2 separate regions of the Homo sapiens genome follow, and region 2 is linked to region 1. Evidence: read pairs that join two places in POLR2A ChIA-PET (ENCODE). Cell type or tissue: PC-3. All regions are shown on one strand. Each heading gives the region's core, and the rest is flanking DNA. Links, peaks and the distances in the headings are about the cores only. Region 1 overlaps WSCD1 (WSC domain containing 1). Region 2 overlaps LOC339166 (a long non-coding RNA gene).

Evidence for each region. Peaks named below come from ENCODE experiments on the same cell type or tissue, not always from the same donor. Only the 100,000 strongest peaks of a DNase experiment are listed, where the experiment ranks them.
Region 2: POLR2A ChIA-PET joins it to region 1 with 7 read pairs; 1 of 35 experiments calls an interaction of 5 or more read pairs at or near these places.

What each region holds. Positions count from the first base shown.
Region 1 is chr17:6,106,815-6,116,293 of GRCh38, forward strand. WSCD1 (WSC domain containing 1) reads left to right here. Exons shown (of 9, transcript NM_015253.2): 6 at 2,793-2,952; 7 at 3,957-4,121. Among named protein-coding and RNA genes, the nearest start is that of WSCD1, 41 kb to the left of the region's middle. RefSeq lists a silencer at 1,514-1,686. In PC-3, for the core only: no CTCF peak of the experiment used is centred there; DNase peaks (open chromatin) are centred at 3,557 and 3,957; H3K27ac peaks cover 2,021 bases.
Region 2 is chr17:5,881,141-5,890,619 of GRCh38, forward strand. LOC339166 (a long non-coding RNA gene) reads left to right here. Exons shown (of 4, transcript NR_040000.1): 3 at 7,617-7,690. Among named protein-coding and RNA genes, the nearest start is that of WSCD1, 180 kb to the right of the region's middle. In PC-3, for the core only: no CTCF peak of the experiment used is centred there; no DNase peak of the experiment used is centred there; H3K27ac peaks cover 2,455 bases.

The DNA.
Region 1 (9,479 bases), core at 2,129-6,128:
TGACTTGAAGAAAGTGAGGGAGAGAGCTATGAGGGTATCTGGGTGAAGGGCATTCCTGGCAGGGGGAACAGCAAGTGCAAAGGCCCTGAGGTGGGATCATGAGTGGAGAAGTCAGGGAACAGCAAGGAAACCACTGCATTCATCAACTTGGCTGCTATGAGAGCGTGCCACAGACTGGGCAGTGTAAACAACAGACATTTATTTTCTCATTCTGGAAGCTGAAAGTCTGAGATCAAGGTCTCAGCAGGGTTGGTTTCTTCCGAGGCCTCCCCACTTGGCTTGCAGATGGAAGCCTTCTTACTGTGTCCTTGTGTGCTTGTCCCTTGGTCTGTGTGTTGGCTGTATCCTAACCTCCTCTTCTTGTAAGGACCTTTGTCGTATTAGATTAGGGCCTACCCTGATGGCCTCATTTGAACTTAATTATCTCTGTAATCCCAGCACTTTGGGAGGCTGAGGCGGGCAGATCATCTGAGGTCAGGAGTTCAAGACCAGACTGGCCAACGTGGTGAAACCCCATCTCTACTAAAAATACAAAAAGTAGCCAGGCATGGTGGTGGCTACCTGTAATCCCGGCTATTCAGGAGGCTGAGGTAGGACAATCGCTTGAACCCGGGAGGCAGAGGTTGCAGTGAGCCAAGATCCTGCCACAGCACTCCAGCCTGTGCAACAGAGTGAGACTCTGTCTCAAAAAGGAGAAGAAAAAAAAAAGATCCTACATCCAAATAAGGTCCCATTCTAAGGCCCTGGGGTTAGGACTTCAACATATGAATTTGGGGGACACAGTTCAGCCCATAGCAGCCAGCATGGACAGAGGTACCTGAGACACAGATGGGCCGCCGTGTGCCGTGGACATCCGGGCTGCTTGTTTCTGCTGCTCCCTGTGATGAAGGTGTTGGTGTGGAATGAGGTGGGATGAGGGTTTTGTGATAGAGGGTGGATGAAGCTGTAGAGGCCGGAGGTGGCAATTCTTGAAGTTGCCTTTCATGAATTCACATGACCGGGGAAACTTGCTTCTGGAAAAGCCAGCAGTGTTGAGATTGAGGGTCAGGCCCCAGCTCTCGCTTTCCATAGAAGAGTGGTGTAGGGGCCGTGAGGATGGGTCTAGTTGGACGTACTACCGAGGCTCAATAGCCTATCATGCACTGACTCACAGCGCAGGTGCCTCCTTGGCTTGAAGAAGGACGAGGAGAGTCGGGAGAGGCTTTCCTTGGGGGCTGCTTGGCACCTAGGAGAGCATGCGGCCTGTACTTATAAGAACAGCCTGACAGTGGGGGGCAACCTCCAACAGCATTTCCCCTGACTCCCTCCAAAGATACCTGCCCTCCCGCCAATGCCCCAGGCCCTGCGTCATCTTCGCTTGCATGGGACACAGGCTGTTGTCTTTTATGAGTGCCCAAATCCTCAGCTTTACCTAGCCATGCTCAAAAAATGCTATTGATTTTCTTTTTCTTATTTATTTATGAGATTTTTGCTGTGAGCAAAAAATAAAAAGGTTTGTGCAGTGTTCCCCTTAGCAGTGAGAAGTTTTCTCCACCCACTGCCTCCCTCCCTGGCACACACACTCACAGATTACTCTCTCATCTCTCTACGCTCCAAAAGTCCTAGCATCTCCCGACTGTAGGATGCAGAGAAGGAAGAGATGAAAAGGGGCTAGTGCCTGGGGCAGAGTGAGGACTCTCCCATACATGTGGGAGAGGTGGGTGGATACATTTTTGAGCAAGACACAGCTGATGCCCAGAGAGTTAGGGAGGTCGAGAATGACCTCTTCCTCCTTGGAAGCATGCCAGGCCCGGTGCTGGGCACTTTGGACCTGTCTCATTCAGCCCTCACCTTAAACCTACAAGGCAGATTTTATTACTTTTTTCAGTGATGAAATTCAAAGAAGTTAGGCACCTTGCTCAAGGGTGCCTAGCAAGCGAGCTAGAATTCACTTTCACACCTTCAGGATGCCAGCTCTCTTCAGTGTGTGGTGCAGCCTCCCCAAAGGGGAACAAGGACCCACTTAAGAGACTGCTGGGAGCTGGGCTGGCCCACAGAGTGAGACGACTCCTCTCTCCTACCCCTGACAGGGCCCCCCTCCATTTTGAAGAATCCTCCTTGGGCTGAGCATCTTGGGTGGGAACAAAGTCTGTTCTTCTCCACCCCTTCCATCTTTGGAAAGATGACTGTATGAGAATCTCTGCACCCTGCAGTGGGACATCTGGCATGAGAGTTGGTTTTAGTCTCTTTCCAGGGAGGTGGCTGGCCAAGGAAGACCAGAGGGAATCGAATCTCAGTCCTCTCTCAGGGCTTGAGGTCTGTTCATTAGTGGTGTGACACGTGGATCCTTGGGGATGCCCTAAGTCAGCTGATCTGCCCCGCTCTGTGCCATGCAGACATCCACTCATATGGATGCCCCTGCCCAGAGTGCCATTTCTATCTCTGGCACTCCTGACAAATGCCTTGGAATCTCAAAAACATGATTCCAGCCTCTGCCCCCTGCTTTCTGCACGTCGCTCATCCCTCAGTCATATTGCTGCTCATACTGTTGACTTGTCAAGGAACCAACCAAGTAGGGCTGTGCTTATAAGAACATGGGCTACTTGAGCTGCTTGAAGCTCACATCTTGTTGATCTTTGTCTCCCCTGGAATTGGGCACAGAGCACAGTGGTGGAAGGATGGTGGTCATCCCTGTGGATTCCATACAGATACAGCTGGCAATACATCGTCCATGTTCATCCCATTCCTGAGCCCTGGGAAGCATGACCCTCAAATTCACTCAGTGTGCTTCTCTTCTTATCGTTCCCTGGCAGGAGTTCCCCTTGGCCATTCTCAGGGGCTGGGAATGCTACTGTGCTTACCCTACCCCCCGGTTCAACCTGCGGGATGCCATGGACAGCTCAGTATGTGGCCAGGACCCTGAGGCACAGAGGCTGGCAGAATACTGTGAGGTCTACCAGACACCTGTGCAAGGTGGGTTCTGCATCCCCGACTGGTAGTGGCATTTGGTCTGGGGGGTGGGGAGAGCTTCCAGGGTTTGGAGATGCCAGTCATGGCCAAGCATGCAGTTATGAGGTATGGCATGTGTCTGTGTAAAGGTCTTGGCATCTTGATGGGTGTTGGAGATAATGGGGAGGGTCAGTTTTCCACCCTCCACAGAGGCTGAATCCTGGACTCACTTTAAAAAACACTGGACCCTTTATCTAAGTCTCTCTGGAGATGACAATGGTAAGAGGATGAACAGAGAGGGGCAGGTCCTAGAGAGATAGCAACAGAAAGGTGGTAGGATTGGGAGGCGTGGGAAGAATGAGATCCCAGGAGCTGCAGGGGCCACTGGTGCCTCCAGGACCTGGGAACCCTCCTTGGTGTGAGCATCAGGTCTGCCCCTGTTGACCTTAGGAACTGATGAAAGGAAGAGCCGGGGACGAGGGATGTTACCACCTTTATCAAGTGCCTACTGTGACCCAGCATGGCCCTGGATGTTTTGGGGCTTTCCCCTGGTGATTTCATGTGCTCCTTGTAGCAGCCCTGGGGATGAGACATAACGAATGACTTGCCTGTCATTAGTCCAGCTCTGGTTTATTGTTGGCAGTACCTGGGTGTGTTACTTTGCTCAGCCTAGCCTCAATCCCCACCCACTTCCCCTATTAGAATCTGGAATTATCTGTGCTATGTCAGGAGCAAGAGTTTGGCTGTGGCCATAGAGACAGAATGGGAGTCGAGGGTCCATAGGGTGTCTGATTCCCATCTTACTCCTGCACTGCAGTATTGCAGGCCTCATTACGGGGCTTTCTCGGACTGGCCACAGACCTGTGCAGCTAAGGTATATTTGGAAGATCTCTTCCCTTCTTTGGGCCTTGGTTCCCCCATCTATTAAATGGGAGTCTTCGTTCATCAGTTCCTCTAAGGGAGTTTAGTGGTGAATTGGTGAGTCATAATGGAAGTGAGTAACCCCGTGATGACTTTTGGACTTTCAGACACTCGTTGTACAGACAGGAGGTTCCTGCCTAACAAATCCAAAGTGTTTGTGGCTTTGTCAAGCTTCCCAGGAGCCGGGAACACATGGGCACGGCACCTCATTGAGCATGCCACTGGCTTCTATACAGGGAGCTACTACTTTGATGGAACCCTCTACAACAAAGGTAAGTCAAAGCTACAGGGGACGATGGAAGGCAGCTCCCGGTGACCAAACTGTCACCTTGCCAGCCAAGCTTCTCAGAGCACTAGAGCAGTGCATCTCAAACTTGAGTGTACATAAGAGTCACCTGTGGGTGGAGCCACTGTGTGCCATACTCACCCTTCAGGTATTGAAGACCAGCCCGCCTGGTGGTCCCCATCCACAACAAAGTTACGCCATTGTATCCACAAACACCCACGATCTAGGCCACTGAGGCACTTGCAGACACCACTGATATTGATTACAGCCAAAGAAATTACACTGAGACTACACTACTCCACCACCCAGAACCAAAACCTAAGCATGCTACCCAACCCACACTATAGGATACATCTACTAGAAAAAGTCTTTTCCTATGAAAGCTGCTCCATAAAATTGGAAGAGGTGACTGTTCCACCAGATGTGCAGATATCAATGCAGTCACACAAGAAACATGAAAAAGCAAGGAGGCCAGGCGCAGTGGCTCACGCCTGTAATCCTAACACTTTGGGAGGCTGAGGTGGGTGGATCGCCTGAGGTCAGGAGTTTGAGACCAGCCTGACCAATATGGTGAAACCTCATTTCTACTAAAAATACAAAAATTAGCTGGGCGCGGTGGTAGGCGCCTGTAATCCCAGCTACTCAGGAGGCTGAGGCAGGAGAATTGCTTGAACCTGGGAGGCAGAGGTTGCAGTGAGTCGAGATTATGCCACCGCACTCCAGCCTGGGCAACAGAGTGACACTCCGTCTCAAAAAAAAAAAAAAAAAAAAAAAAGAGCAAGGAAACATGACGTCTGCAAAGAAACACAATAATTCTCCAATAACAGACCCCAAAGAAAAGGAAATGTATGAAATACCTGAAAAGTAATTTAAAATAATGATTTTAAGGAAACTCAGCATGATACAAGAGAATACAAATAGACAATTCAATGAAATTAGGAAAACATTTTATGATCCGAATGAGAAATTCGATAGAAATAGATATCATACAAACAACCAAACAAATCTGTTAGTTGAATAATTAAAATGAATTTTTAATGAATGAAATTAATGATCTAGTCTGTTACAAAAGCTCTCAACTGTGTTTTTAATTTTATACCAAAACCTATGGGATACAGCAAAAGAAGTTCTAAGACAAAAGTTTACAGCAATAAATGCCTACATCAAAATAGTAGAAAGATTTTAAATAAGCAACCTAATGACGTACCTCAAGGAACTAGAAAAGCAAGAACAAGCCAATCCAAAAGTACTGGAGGGAAAGAAATGATGAAGATCAGAGCAGAAATAAATGATAAAATTCAACATCCCTTTAGGGCAAAAACAATCAACAAATTAGGTATAGAGGGAACGTACCTCACCACAATGAAGGCCATATGTGAAAAACCCACAGCTAGTATCATACTAAATGAAGAAAGTGTTGAAAACCTTTTCTCTAAGAACTGAAACAAGACAAGGATGCCCACTTTCACCATGTCTGTTCAGCCTAGTAATGGAAGTCCTATGCAGCAATTAGGCAAGAAAAAGAAACAAAGGGCATCCAAATTGGGAAGGAGGAAGTCCACTTGTCCCTGTTTGCAGATGGCATGATCTTACATATAGAAATGCCTAAAGGCTTCACCAAGAAACCCTTAGAACCAATAAATGAATTCAGTAAAGTTACAGGATACAAAATAAACATGCAAAAATCAGTAGCATTTCCATATACCAATAGTGAACTACCCGAAAAAGAAATGAAGAAAGCGGTACCATTTAAATAGCTATGAAAAAATACCTAGGAATAAATTTAATAAAAGAGATGAAAGATCTCTGCAAAGATAACTATAAAACACTTATGAAATTGTAGAGGACACACAAAAAAATGGAAAGACATCCCATATTTATGGATTGGAAGAATTAATATTGGGAAAATGACCATGCTACCAAAAGCAATCAACAGATCCAATACAATCCCTATCAAAATACCAATGACATTCTTCACAGAAACAGAAAAAAACAATTCTAAAATTTGTATGGAACCACAAAAGACCCTGAATAGCCAAGGCAATTCTGAGCAAAAAGAACAAAGCTGGAGGTATCACACTACTGACTTAAAAATATGTTACAAAGCTTTAGTAACAAAAAACAGCATGGTACTGCTACAAAAACAGATGCATAGACCAATGGAACAAAATAGAGAACCCAGAAATAAATCCATGCATTTACAGCCAACTCATTTTTGACAAAGATGCCAAGAACATACATTTGGGAAAGGACAGTCTTTTCAATAAATGGTGTTGGGAAGACTGGATAACCATATGCAGAAGACTGAGGCTGTACAAATGGTGTTGGGAAGACTGGATAACCATATGCAGAAGACTGAAGATATACCCCTATCTCTCTCCTTATGCAAAAATCAACTCAAAATCAAGACTTAAATGTAAGACCCAAATCTATTAAACTGCTAGAAGAAAACGGGGAATATTTCAGGACATTGGTCTGGGCAAAGATGTTTTTGCTTTTGAGATAGGACCTCAAGAGCACAGACAACAAAAGCAAAATTAGACAAGTGGTATTATGTCAAAGTGAAAAACTTCTGCACAACCAAGGAAACAATCAACAGAGTGAAGAGACAGCCTGCAGAATGGGAGAAAATATTGGCAAACTATTCATCCAACAAGGGATTAATAACCAAAGTATATAAGGAACTCAACAACAAAAACCCAAAAGAATCTGATTTAAAAATGGACAGATGATATGAATAGACATTTATCAAAAGAAGACATACAAATGGTCAACAAGTATATGAAAACATGCTCAGTATCACTAATTATCAGGGAAATGCAAATCAAAACCACAATGAGATATCATCTCGCCCCAGTTAGAGTGGCTACTATCAAAAAGACAAAAAATAACAAGTGTTGGAGAGGATGTGGAGAAAAGGGAACTCTTATACTCTATTGGTGGGAATGTAAACTAGTACAGCTCTTACGGAAAATAGTATGGAGGCTCCTCAAAAAAAAGTAGAATTGTCATATATATGATCCAGCAATCCCACTGCTGGGTATATATTCAAGGGAAAGGAAATGAGTATGTTGAAGAGATACCTGTACTCTCATGCTTATTACAGCACCATACACAATAGCCAAGGTATGGAATCAACCTTAGTATCTATCAATAGGTGAATTTTTAAAATGTGGTACATATACACAATGGCTAGTTAGCCGTAAAAAAAAAAAAAAAAAAAGAATTAAATGCTGTAATTCACGGCCACATGGATGAGCCTAAGGGACATTATGTTAAGTGAAATAAACCAGGCACAGAAAGATGAATACCACATGCTCTCATTCATATGTCAAAGCTTAAAAAGTTGATCTCACTGATGTGGAGAGTAGAATAGTGGTCACTAGAGGCTGGGAAGGGTAGGAGGGAGGGCAGGATAGGGAGATGTTGGTTAAAGGATACAAAATTACAGCTAGATATGAGGAATAAGTCCTAGTGTTTTATAGCACTGTAGGGTGACTACAGTTGACAATAATTGATTGTATGTTTTCAAGTAGCCAGAACAGAGGATTTTGAATGTTTCCAGCTCAAAGAAATGATAAATGTTTGAGGCGATGGATATCCTAATTACTTTGATTTGATTATTAAACATTGTATACATGCATTGAAATATCACATTGCACCCCATAAAGAAGATGTACACTTATCATGCATCAGTTTAAAATAATAATAAATATATTTATATTTATTATTATTTTATTTTACTTTCAGTTCTGGGATGCATGTGCAGAATGTGCAGGTTTGTTACATAGGTATGCATGTGCCAAGGTGGTTTGCTGCACCTACCAACCCATCGTCTAGGTTGTAAGCCCCGTATGCCTTAGGTATTTGTCCTAATGCTCTCCCTTCCCTTGTCCCCCACCCCCCAACAGGCCCCTGTGTGTGATATTCCCCTCCCTGTGTCCATGTGTTCTCATTGTTCACCTCCCACTTATGAGTGAGAACATGTGGTGTTTGGTTTTCTGTTGCTGTGTTAGTTTGCTGAGAATGATGGCTTCCAGCTTCATGCATGTTCCTGCAAAGGACATGAACTCATTCTTTTTTAATAAAAATATTTTTAAGTAAAAAAGAGAATCACTTGGTCCTGGCCCACACCCCTGACAGTCTGATTCAGGTAGTCCGAGGTGGGGCCTGAGAATTTTCATTTCTAACAAGCTCCCAGGTGACCCTGATGAAGGCAGCCCGAGGACCCCACTTAGAGCGGAACTTCATGAGATCGTGCCTATTCTGGATTCAAAGAGAAAGACTAGCAGCTTGAATTTTCTCTCTGTAAACATTTCTTGAATTTTCCTTAATTTTTAGAACCCTCAATAATTAGGGGTGAAACTGATTTAATCTGCTCATTCCTTTTTTGAGGCAAGAACTAGTTCATCAAAATGTAATAAAAAATGTCCAAAAATCTTTTAAGAGTTTTGATTTGTAATCTTTCCCTTGTAGAAATAAGAGAAATTAAGTTAAATGGCTGAAGACTGTGTTTTGTTTAAGAATGAAAAACCTCAGACAAGTCCATTGGCATCAAATTTGGCAAAAATGTATTAAAATGTATTTCTCTGTTGTCAAGCATTTTCTCTGGATTTCTTTCTTTCCTTTTTTCTTTTCTTTTCTTTTCTTTTTTTTTGAGATAGAGTCTCACTTTCACTCTGTCGCCCAGGATGGAGTGCAATGGCACAATCTCAGCTCACTGCAACCTCCGCCTCTTGGGTTCAAGCGATTCTCCTGTCTCAGCCTCCCGAGTAGCTAGAAATACAGGCACCTGCCACCACACCCAGCTAATTTTTGTATTTTAGTAGAGACAGGGAGGTTTACCATGTTGGCCAGGCTAGTCTCAAACTCCTGACCTCAATTGATCTGCCTGCCTCACCCTCCTAAAGTGCTGGGATTATAGGAGTGAACCACCATGCCTAGCCCATTTTCTCTGGATTTCTTAACCAGAGTTTGGTGTAGGAAAGTTGATACTGTCAGTAACATCCTAGAGAAGCAGAAACTTCCCAAGCTTGGGATTGGGCTCTGGAATCACTTATAACAATCTTGGTTCTGGGGAAAAGCTATAGTTGTCCATATAACCCAGCCTTGTACTCCCTGGGAACCTCGAGTGTTACAGGCATCTTCAGGTGAGGGAGGAAGTGGCCACATGAGCACATGGCCCTGTCCACTCTGGCTTAGTCCCCTAGGAATCACCCACTGTGCCCAGGCTGCAGTTACCCACCTTGTTCATCTCCAAGGCCCTTACCTTATTCAAGCAGCTGGCTGTTTTGGTCTACATATGGTAAGCGGCCCAATGACTGATATTGCCAGCTATAGAGGT
Region 2 (9,479 bases), core at 3,734-7,733, 220 kb before region 1:
CTGATTTAGTTCTTCTTCTTTTTTTTTTTTTTTTTTTTTTGAGATGGAATCTCGCTCTTGTTGCCCAGGTTGGAGTGCAATGGTGTGATCTCAGCTCACCACAACCTTCGCCTCCCGGGTTCAAGCAATTCTCCTGCCTCAGCCTCCCAAGTAGCTGGGATTACAGGCATGCACCACTATGCCCGGCTAATTTTGTATTTTTAGTAGAGACAGGGTTTCTCCATGTTGGTCAGGCTGGTCTCGAACTCCCGACCTCAAGTGATCTGCCTGCCTCGACCTCCCAAAGTGCTGGGATTACAGGCGTGAGCCACCGTGCCCGGCCTGGTTTGGTTCTTATAAAGAAGTTATAAAGCTAAAAGTGTCCCTTCTTATATATATAAAAATCAATCATAAAGCTAATATAATTATAGAAAAATTAGTTACTCGGGGAAAAAGTTGTCAAAATTTCCATTTTTAACCCACTTACTATGCATATTTTGGTACATTCTTTTCTGTCTTTTTCTCCATATGTTTTTTACAGTTTTGAACTGTAAATTTGAATACTTTTTACCCCTTTCTGCAGTAAATGTCGTGTCAAAATTGTTTTCCGTGTTCCCTCATAGTGTTTACTTTTACTCTTCAATCTATCAATGCATTTATGATAATTTGTTTAAGCTTATACTGTTCAGCACTGAGATTGTTTCTACTTTTATGCTATTATAGCCGATGCTGTGATGACATTTTTGGGTGTGGCTTCTTTGAGAAAGAGGTCAATGAGATGCATCCTGGGGTCAGAAGGTGTGAATATCTACAGTTGCTACATATTGCCCGTTGCTTTCTAGGAGGGCTACTAGACGTCCACGGTAGGAAAGGACCTTTCTCACAGCTCGGTGGCCAGCAGCCAGTGCCTGGGCTGAGCTACGGCAGGATGCTCCCAGGGTGGGCTGGGCAGTGCTGGATGAACAGGGAGGGTCAGCTCACTGAGGCTGGGTCCTGGGTGTCTACTGATGGAGACAGCAAAAGGTAATGGGTAAGAGTGGGCTTACTCATAGAACCTGGAAGGTCTAGGTGGAACCCCCATCCTTCCGCTTACCTGCTTTGTGACCTTGGGGAATTTAGTGAGACTTGCTTTCCTCTTCTGTAAAATGTGGAGAGAACTTACTTAATACCTGCTCTTATCATGTTCACCAATGGCCTTTGTGTTAGTTTCTTAGGGCTGCTGAAACAAATTACCATGAATTTGGTGATTTCACAGAAATTTATTCTCTCATAGTTCCCGAGGCCAGAAGTCTGAAACAGTATCACTGGGCCAAAATCAAAGTGTTGGCAGGCTGCCCTCCCACCAGAAGCTCTAGTGGAGAATCCATTCCTTGCCTCTTCTAGCTTTTGGTGGCTGCCGGCACTCCCTGGCTTGTATCCTTCCAGCCTTCCTCCGTGGCCACACAGCCTTCTCCTTGGTGTTCATTGAATCTCCCTCTGCCCCCGTCTTATAAGGACACTTGTCACTGGATTTAGGACCCAACCAGATAACCCAGGATCCTTCTCAAAGTCATTAATCGAATCACGTTTGCAAAACCTCCTTTTCCAAATCAGGTAACATTTACAGGTTCCAAAAAGTAGAATGTATATCTTTGGGGGCCATTTTAACCTGCTGTATCGTCTATATTGTTATGTCTCTAAACATTTCCTGCCTCAGGACTCGGTCCTTGGGCCTCTTATCTTTGTTACTTCCTCCCTTAGGGACCTCACTGGGTGGCAAGGACCTTTCCCTTTCTGGTAATGATCCTCACTCAGTCACATGACTTTAAATCATCTTGCATGCTGGCGACTCCAGCCCAGTTCTCTGAACTCCATGTGTCCCCCTGACATCTTCACTGACCATCCAATAGGCAACTTGAATGTAGGACATCCAAGCCTGAGCCCCAGATGTTCTCCCCTATCCTGTTCTTCCTGCTGCCTTCCCTACCTTGAAGGATGGAAGTCTGTCCTTGCAGTGGCTCACAGGAAAGCCTGAGCACCAGCTTCCACCCCTGTTTCTCGCCCTACACCCCAACTCATCAGCAAGTCCTGTGGCTGATAGATCCAGATTCTGACCAATTTCCATCACCCCACTGCCACCACCCCACTCTGAACCAGGATGACCTCTTTCCTGGATGAGTGAAGAGTCTCTAAATGGACTTTCTGCATCCGTCCAGGTCATTCTTTGGTTTCTTCCCAACACAGCAGATGGAGTGAGCCTCAGGTTAAAATCTAAGTAAAATCCCATCACTCCTCACTGGCCCTCCCCTCCCCTCCCCTCCCCTGCCTTCCCTTCCCTTCCCTTCCCTTCCCTTCCTCTCCCTTCCCATCCTCCCCTCCCCTCCCGTCCCCTCCCCGCCTTCCCTTCCCTTTTTTTGAGATGGAGTTTTGCTCTTGTTGCCCAGGCTGGAGTGTAATGGGGCGATCTCAGCTCACTGCAACCTCCACCTCCCGAGTTCAAGGGATTCTCCTGCCTCAGCCTCCCGAGTAGCTGGGATTACAGGCACGCACCACCGTGCCTGGCTAATTTTTTGTATTTTTAGTAGAGATGGGGTTTCACCATGTTGGCCAGGCTGGTCTCGAACTCCTGACCTCAGGTGATCCACCCACCTCAGCCTTCCAAAGTGCTGGGATTACAGAGGTGAGCCACCACGCCCGGCCCCTCCTCCTTGGTTTCTTAACCTTATTCAGAATAGAAGCCAAAGTTCTTGTGATAACTTCAAAGAACCCCCCCTCCCCCAACCCGCCTCCATCTCCTCCTGCTTCTGCCTCTGGCACTTCTCTCCAGGCATCCTGCCTCCTTGCTCCTCTGTCATCATGCCTGACACAAGCCTGCCTCAGGGCTTTTGCCCTTGCTGTTCCTTCTGCCTAGAACTCTCTGCCCTCACCCCCTCACTCTTCTTTAGGCATTGCTCAAATGTCACCCTCGCAGAGAGGTCTTTCCTCTCTATCATATTTCAGAGGGCTATGCCCGCCCCTGTATCCTCCAACCCACACTTAACACCACTTTACATGTTACTCATTCATTTTGTTTTTCGTCTGCCTGCTGTGACTAGAATATAAGCTCCAGTAGGGAAGAGCCTTTGTCTCCTTTGTTTACTGCTCACCCCTCCCCATGTGTTTTGCAGTGTTCAGTTGTGACTTTGAATATTGCTTTCCTTCTCCATTTAACGTCATGTCCAAATGTTCACGTTTCTTCATAGTCTTTATAACCATGCTTCGTAAAGGATGTGGGCTCTTAATAAATATTTATTGAATGAGCGAGTGAATGAATGAATCAGGGTTCTGAGATGATGAAACAAGATGTGCATGTGAAGTTCGTGGCTCAGCATCTAGCACAGAGCAAGCATTCAAGAGGGGTTAGTTATCACCATCACCATCAATGTTATTAAGATTCCATTAAGTCTTTGGGCAAACATAATCTGAAAATTCTTTGCACGCACCTGCAACCCCACCCCACCCCGCCCAAGGCTTCTTCTCAGCCTTGTTCTGCTAGTTGCCTTTTTTTTTTTTTTTTTTTTTTTTTTTTTGAGATGCAGTCTCGCTCTGTCACCCAGGCTGGAGTGCAGTGGCGTGATCTTGGCTTACTGCAACTTCCGCTTCCCAGGTTCAAGTGATTCTCCTGCCTCAGCCTCCTGAGTAGCTGGGAACACAGGTGCCCGCCACCACACCCGGCTAATTTTTATATTTTTATTAGAGACGGGGTTTCACCATGTTGGCCAGGCTGGTCTTGAACTCCTGACCTCATGATCCACCCCCTTTGGCCTCCCAAAGTGCTGGGATTACAGGTGTGAGCCACCATGCCTGGCCTGGTAGCTGCCTATTCTTGTGCGGCTGAGTTTCAGGCCCCAGCATGGGAATTTGCATTTCCCATGTGTGTTTCTCCTTGCTGGGAGCAGCCTTTCATCTCACCTCTTGAAGCCCTTTGGAATCTGGATTCTGTTTCACTTCTTTGTGTTTCAGAACACACAAAGCTCTGCAAAAATCTTTCCTAGCTTCCTAGCCGGCTTCCTCATTTGATCTCTATAACACTCTTCATTTTGCAAAAGAAGAAACTGAAGCTGAAGGAAGTTAACTTAATCTCCTCATTCATCCTTTTATTTAAGAAGTAACTATTGAGTGCTGCGCTAGGTGGTAAGGACGCCAGGGAATGGGTCCAGCAGTACTGCGGGACAGTATGTCCTGCAAGGATTGACCTCAGGCGGGTGGGTGTTTCTCCAGCATGAGCTTTTGCTCTCTTATCCCAGCCACTGGCCCGTCCATCCTGGGAGGTCCTTCAGGGAGACATGGGACTGTGCCCTCAGAGTCATGGGCCCGCTTGGTGCCAAAGGGTTCCCTCTGCATCTTCACTTGCTGGACAGTGGCAGAGAAAAGATGCTTGTCCTGTATCCTTTGGGTGGGCTCCATGAGGGACCAATACTCCACTGGACTGTAAGCTCCACAGAGGCAGGGACCTTTCTGTCTTGTGCAAACTGCCTGATCCCTCCCTGCATGGCCCAGTGTATGCTCTGGAGTGGGTGCTCAGTAAGTATTTCTTGGTTCAATCATGAGATGCCTATCATAGAAGAGAAAGCTCCCAAACAATGTTGAGAACCGGGGAACATTATGATGGGGGGCCCACGGCTTGAACAGAGCCACTGCATACCTCCAGCTCCTTAGCCTCTGGGTGCTGTTTCCTCTGCAATGTGAACTGCAAGGCCCACACTGCTTTGCCCTTCCTGCCCGGCTTCCAAGCTCTTGGGCATTCTCAAGGCAACGTTAAAGTAAGCTGCGTACATACTAAGGCTAAGGCACCTAGATCTCCAGGAAAGAGGCCTCTTGACAGAGGGGGTTCGGATGGCATAAGATGGTTGTTCTAGTTACAAAGCCCAGGCTGGGAAAATTTTAAGACGAGACTCTAGACTCAGCATGGCCTCCAACTCACTCTGTAACTGTGGGTCTAGTCTCCCATCTATAGAATAAATGGGGACAGATGTGATGGCTCACACTTGTAATCTCAGTACTTTGGGAAGCCAAGGCAGAAGGATCCCTTGAGTCCAGGAGTTTGAAGCTGCAGTGAGCTATGATCACGCCACTGCACTCCAGCCTGGGTGACAGAGCAAGATCTTGTTTCTCTTAAAAAAAAAAAATTAATTAATTAAAAAAAACAATAAAGGGATTATTTAGGGCTTAGGCTTACTAAAGCTCTGATCCCTATAGCTATATGGATCAGCCAGTCTCTTGAAACAACTGATTTCTGTCACTCCCAGATGGCTGGAGAACAGGTCTTCTCTATGGCAAGCTACAGACATATCAGACCAGTTTTGCTGTGGGCCAGGAAACTGCAGCCTCCCTAGAAGCTATTTTTTCCTGCCGCTAGAAAGCCAGGATGGTGATGGCCCCTCAGACTGGACCCCAGGGAAGGTTGTCCTTCCATAACCATTGCATAATTCCATAATTCCACACTTGTTCAAGGTGGCTTTTTTTTTTTTTTTTTTTTTTTGATAGTGTTTTGCTCTTGTTGCCCAGGCTGGAGTGTAATGGTGCGATCTCAGCTCACTGCAACCTCCGCCTCCCGGGTTCAAGCGACTCTTCTGCCTCAGCCTCCCAAGTAGCTGGGATTACAGGCATGTTCTACCACGTCTGGCTAATTTTGTATTTTAGTAAAGATGGGATTTCTCCATGTTGGTCAGGTTGGTCTCGAACTCCCGACCTCAGGTGATCTGCTTGCCTCGGCCTCCCAAAATGCTGGGATTGCAGGCATGAGCCACCACGTCCGGCTAATTTTGTATTTTTAGTAGAGACGGGATTTCTCCATGTTGGTCAGGCTGGTCTCAAACTCCCCACCTCAGGTGATCTGCCGGTCTCGGCCTTCCAAAGTGCTGGGATTACAGGCGTGAGCCACCGTACCTGGCAAGGTGGCTCTTGTTAAAATAGTTTTCCCTCCTTGTGTCAATTCCTTGAACTTAAAAAAAGTTTTGTTTTGAAATAATTATAGATTCACAGGAAGTTGCAAAGAAATGCACCATGCACCCTTCACTTCTTCTTCCCCAATGTTAGCATCTTGCATGATGTTCGCATGATATCAACACCATGAAGATATGTGTGACGATTTTCTCATCTTTTAGAGCAGAAGTAGGCGAATGATGGCTCATGGGCCAGATTTGACTTGCCACCTGTTCTTTTTTAAAACCACCTGTTTTTGTAAATAAATTTCTATTGGAGCACAGGCCTCCTCATTCATTTACGTGTTTTCTATGACTGTTTTCATACTACCATAGCACAAGTGAGCAGTTGTGACAGAGACCATATGGCCTCCAAAGCCTAAAATTGTTACTATCTAGCCCCTTATAGAAAAAGTTTGGAGACCTCTGTTTTACAGTAAGACACCGAGACAGCTAAGATACCGGGATTAAATATCACTCATAAAATTATAAAGACGGCTGGGCACAGTGGCTCATGCTTGTAATCCCAGCACTTTGGGAGGTGGAGGCAGGCGGATCACGAGGTCAGGAGTTCGAGACCAGCCTGGCCAACACAGTGAAACCCCATCTCTACTAAAAATACAAAAATTAGCAGGGTGTGGTGGCGGGTGCCTGTAATCCCAGCTACTTGGGAGGCTGAGGCAGGAGAATCGCTTGAATCCAGGAGGCGGATGTTGCAGTGAGGCGAGATCACACCACTGTACTCCAGCCTGGGTGAGAGAGCGAAACTCTATCTTAAAAAAAAAAATTGTAAAGACAACTATTAGGAGACTAGAATAGACTTAATGCACTTTCTAATCCATAAGAAGGAAACCATACAGTCAAATACGATAACCCATGTAGGGAATGAGCACCAAGAAAGATTTAAAGCAACACAAATGAGGATACAATAAAACCAAATATGTCTATTACTCATATAAAACAAATGAGACAAATTCAGTTGTTAAAATAAGCCTCAGATTTGGTTAAGCAAACAAATTAACTATAAGTTGTATACAAGAGATGAGTTAAAAATAAAGTGATGCAGGCCAGGCGTGGTGGCTCATGCCTTGTAATCACAGCACTTTAGGAGACTGAGACAGGCAGATCACTGGAGGTCAGGAGTTCGAGACCAGCCTGGCCAACATGGTGGAACCTTGTCTCTACTAAAAATACAAAAATTAGCCAGGCATGGTGGTGCATGCCTGTAATCCTAGCTACTCAGGAGGCTGTGGCAGGAGAATTGCCTGAACCTGGGAGGCAGAGATTGCAGTAAGCCAAGATAGCACCACTGCACTCTAGCCTGGGTGACAGAGTGAGACTCCGATGCAAAGATTAGGAGTTAAAGGGAGGGACTTGTGGTTAAATTACTAGACATTATCTTATCTTCCTCCAGGGATCCAATAAAATGGTAGGTAAAAAAAAAAGTGTAGCTGATGATGTCAAAGACAGTGGGTGGAAGTCTAACAGCCGAGAGGAGGCTTCAATACATTTCTTGCAATTAGAAGGGTGTATTGGCAGTGCAGTGGTCATTGGCAATGCAGGGAAGGGTAGAGCTAGAGTGGAGGGGATACAGGTGAAGGAGATGCCCATCTGCCTTCTAGAACCAAGAGAGACTTTAGACCCTGAAGCCCTTGGTGAACTGAATGAGAGATCTCCTCTTTCTACCCTTTGTAGGTCTTCAGTGTTTTGGCCATCTCCCTACCTGATCACCCTGAAGCAACACCCACAAGCAGACAAGCTCTGCCCAGGTATTCACAGCTTCTCACAACTTTCCTTTTTCTCCTTCTGTGAAAACAACTAAACAGGGCCTTATCAAATATTTGAGGAAAGCCTCTGTATGAGTTATGCTGAGCAATACATTAGCCCCCACACTTAGCAGCTTAAAACAACAAGCATTTCTGATCTCACAGTTTCTGTGGGTCAGACATTGAGAACGGCTTAGCCAGGTGGTTCTGGTTCAAGATCTCTTATGAGGTGCACGTCTGAAGACAGGAGGATCCACTTCCAAGATGACTCACTCACATGACTATAGGCAAAGAGGTCTTAGATCCTTGCTGGCTGTTGGCAGGAGGCTTCAGTTTCTCACTACATGGACCTCTCCACAGGGCTGCTTGAGTGTCCTCATGATAGGCGGCTGGATTCCCCCAGACTGAGTGATCTAAGACAGAGAGAGCAAGGAGGAAACTTTTTACAACCCGGTCTTGGATGCTGCATACCATCATTTCCAGTTTCTTCCATTCATTAGAAACAAATCACTAAGTCCAGCCCATGCTCTGTGGAGGAGAATTGGGCTTCACCTCTTGAGAGGAAGAGAATCGAAGGATTTGTGAACATATTTGAAAACTACCCAACCTGTAACAGGAAAAAAGAAGATAAAAATAAATAAATATCTAAAAATAATTCTAAAATGAAGTAGTACAAGCAGCAAAAGAGAATAAAAAAGTTTAATGGGTGTCTTCAGAGGTATTTGAGAGGATACTATATTCATTAAAAAAACCACAAAATCAATGCCATGGAAAATAAAATTAAGAGAATGAGAAAGAGACCTTGGACATTACAGCATGATTACTGATTTCTTTTTTTCTCCTTCACTTGCTTTTATGAAACATTTATTTTACTTTCTTATTAAAGTGGAATTTTTATTAAAAGAAGTTAACCATTTAAGGCATTTAGTTGTGCAACCATCACTTCTCTCTTGTTCCAAAACAAAACTCCAAAAGAGACCCTGTATCCACTAAGCAGCTACTCCCCATTTCTCCCCAACCCATGACAACCCCTGGTCTACTTTCTATCTCTATGAATTTGCCTATTCTGGACATCTCATATAGATGGAATCATATAAGGTATGACTTTTTGTGTCTGGCTTCTTTTGTTTGGCAAAAAGTATTTAATTGTGGGTTTCTGTTTTTCAAATTAAGAGAAGGATTGGAGGCTAAATCAGAAGAAATCTCCAAGAAAGGAGAACATAAAGGAAGAATGAGGAAAATATGAGTGAATAGCAATGCTAGGAGATCACTCCAGGGGGTCCAATATCTGATAGAAGTTCTAGAATGAGCAGAGAAAAATGGAGAAGAGAAACTTATGAAAGAAATAATACAAGAAAAGTCCCCATTAATAAGGGATACATATACACAAAGAACCAGCATACTGAATGGCAAAAGACTCACATTAACACAAACTATTGTGACATTTCATGTCATGAGGAGTTGAGAGGTGATATTAAAGATTTCTAGATGGGAGGGGAAAATAAAGAGCAGCAAAGAAAAATGTAAGAGAATCAGAATGTGTAATTCTTTTTCTCACACACTATCCTTAGAACCTAACCCCTTTGTAAATTATGACTCCAATGTCTAATTTATGTCATCTGACTTCAATACAATAAAACCTAAAAGCAACATCAAGACAATAGCAACCCTTGCAAATCAATGACCTAGAAACTAAAGAAAAACTTTCTTATATTAACTTCTGGGTTAAAGAATAAATGAACCTGAAAATGAAGAATCTCTGAAAGATAAGAATATATGAGAATGAAAATAC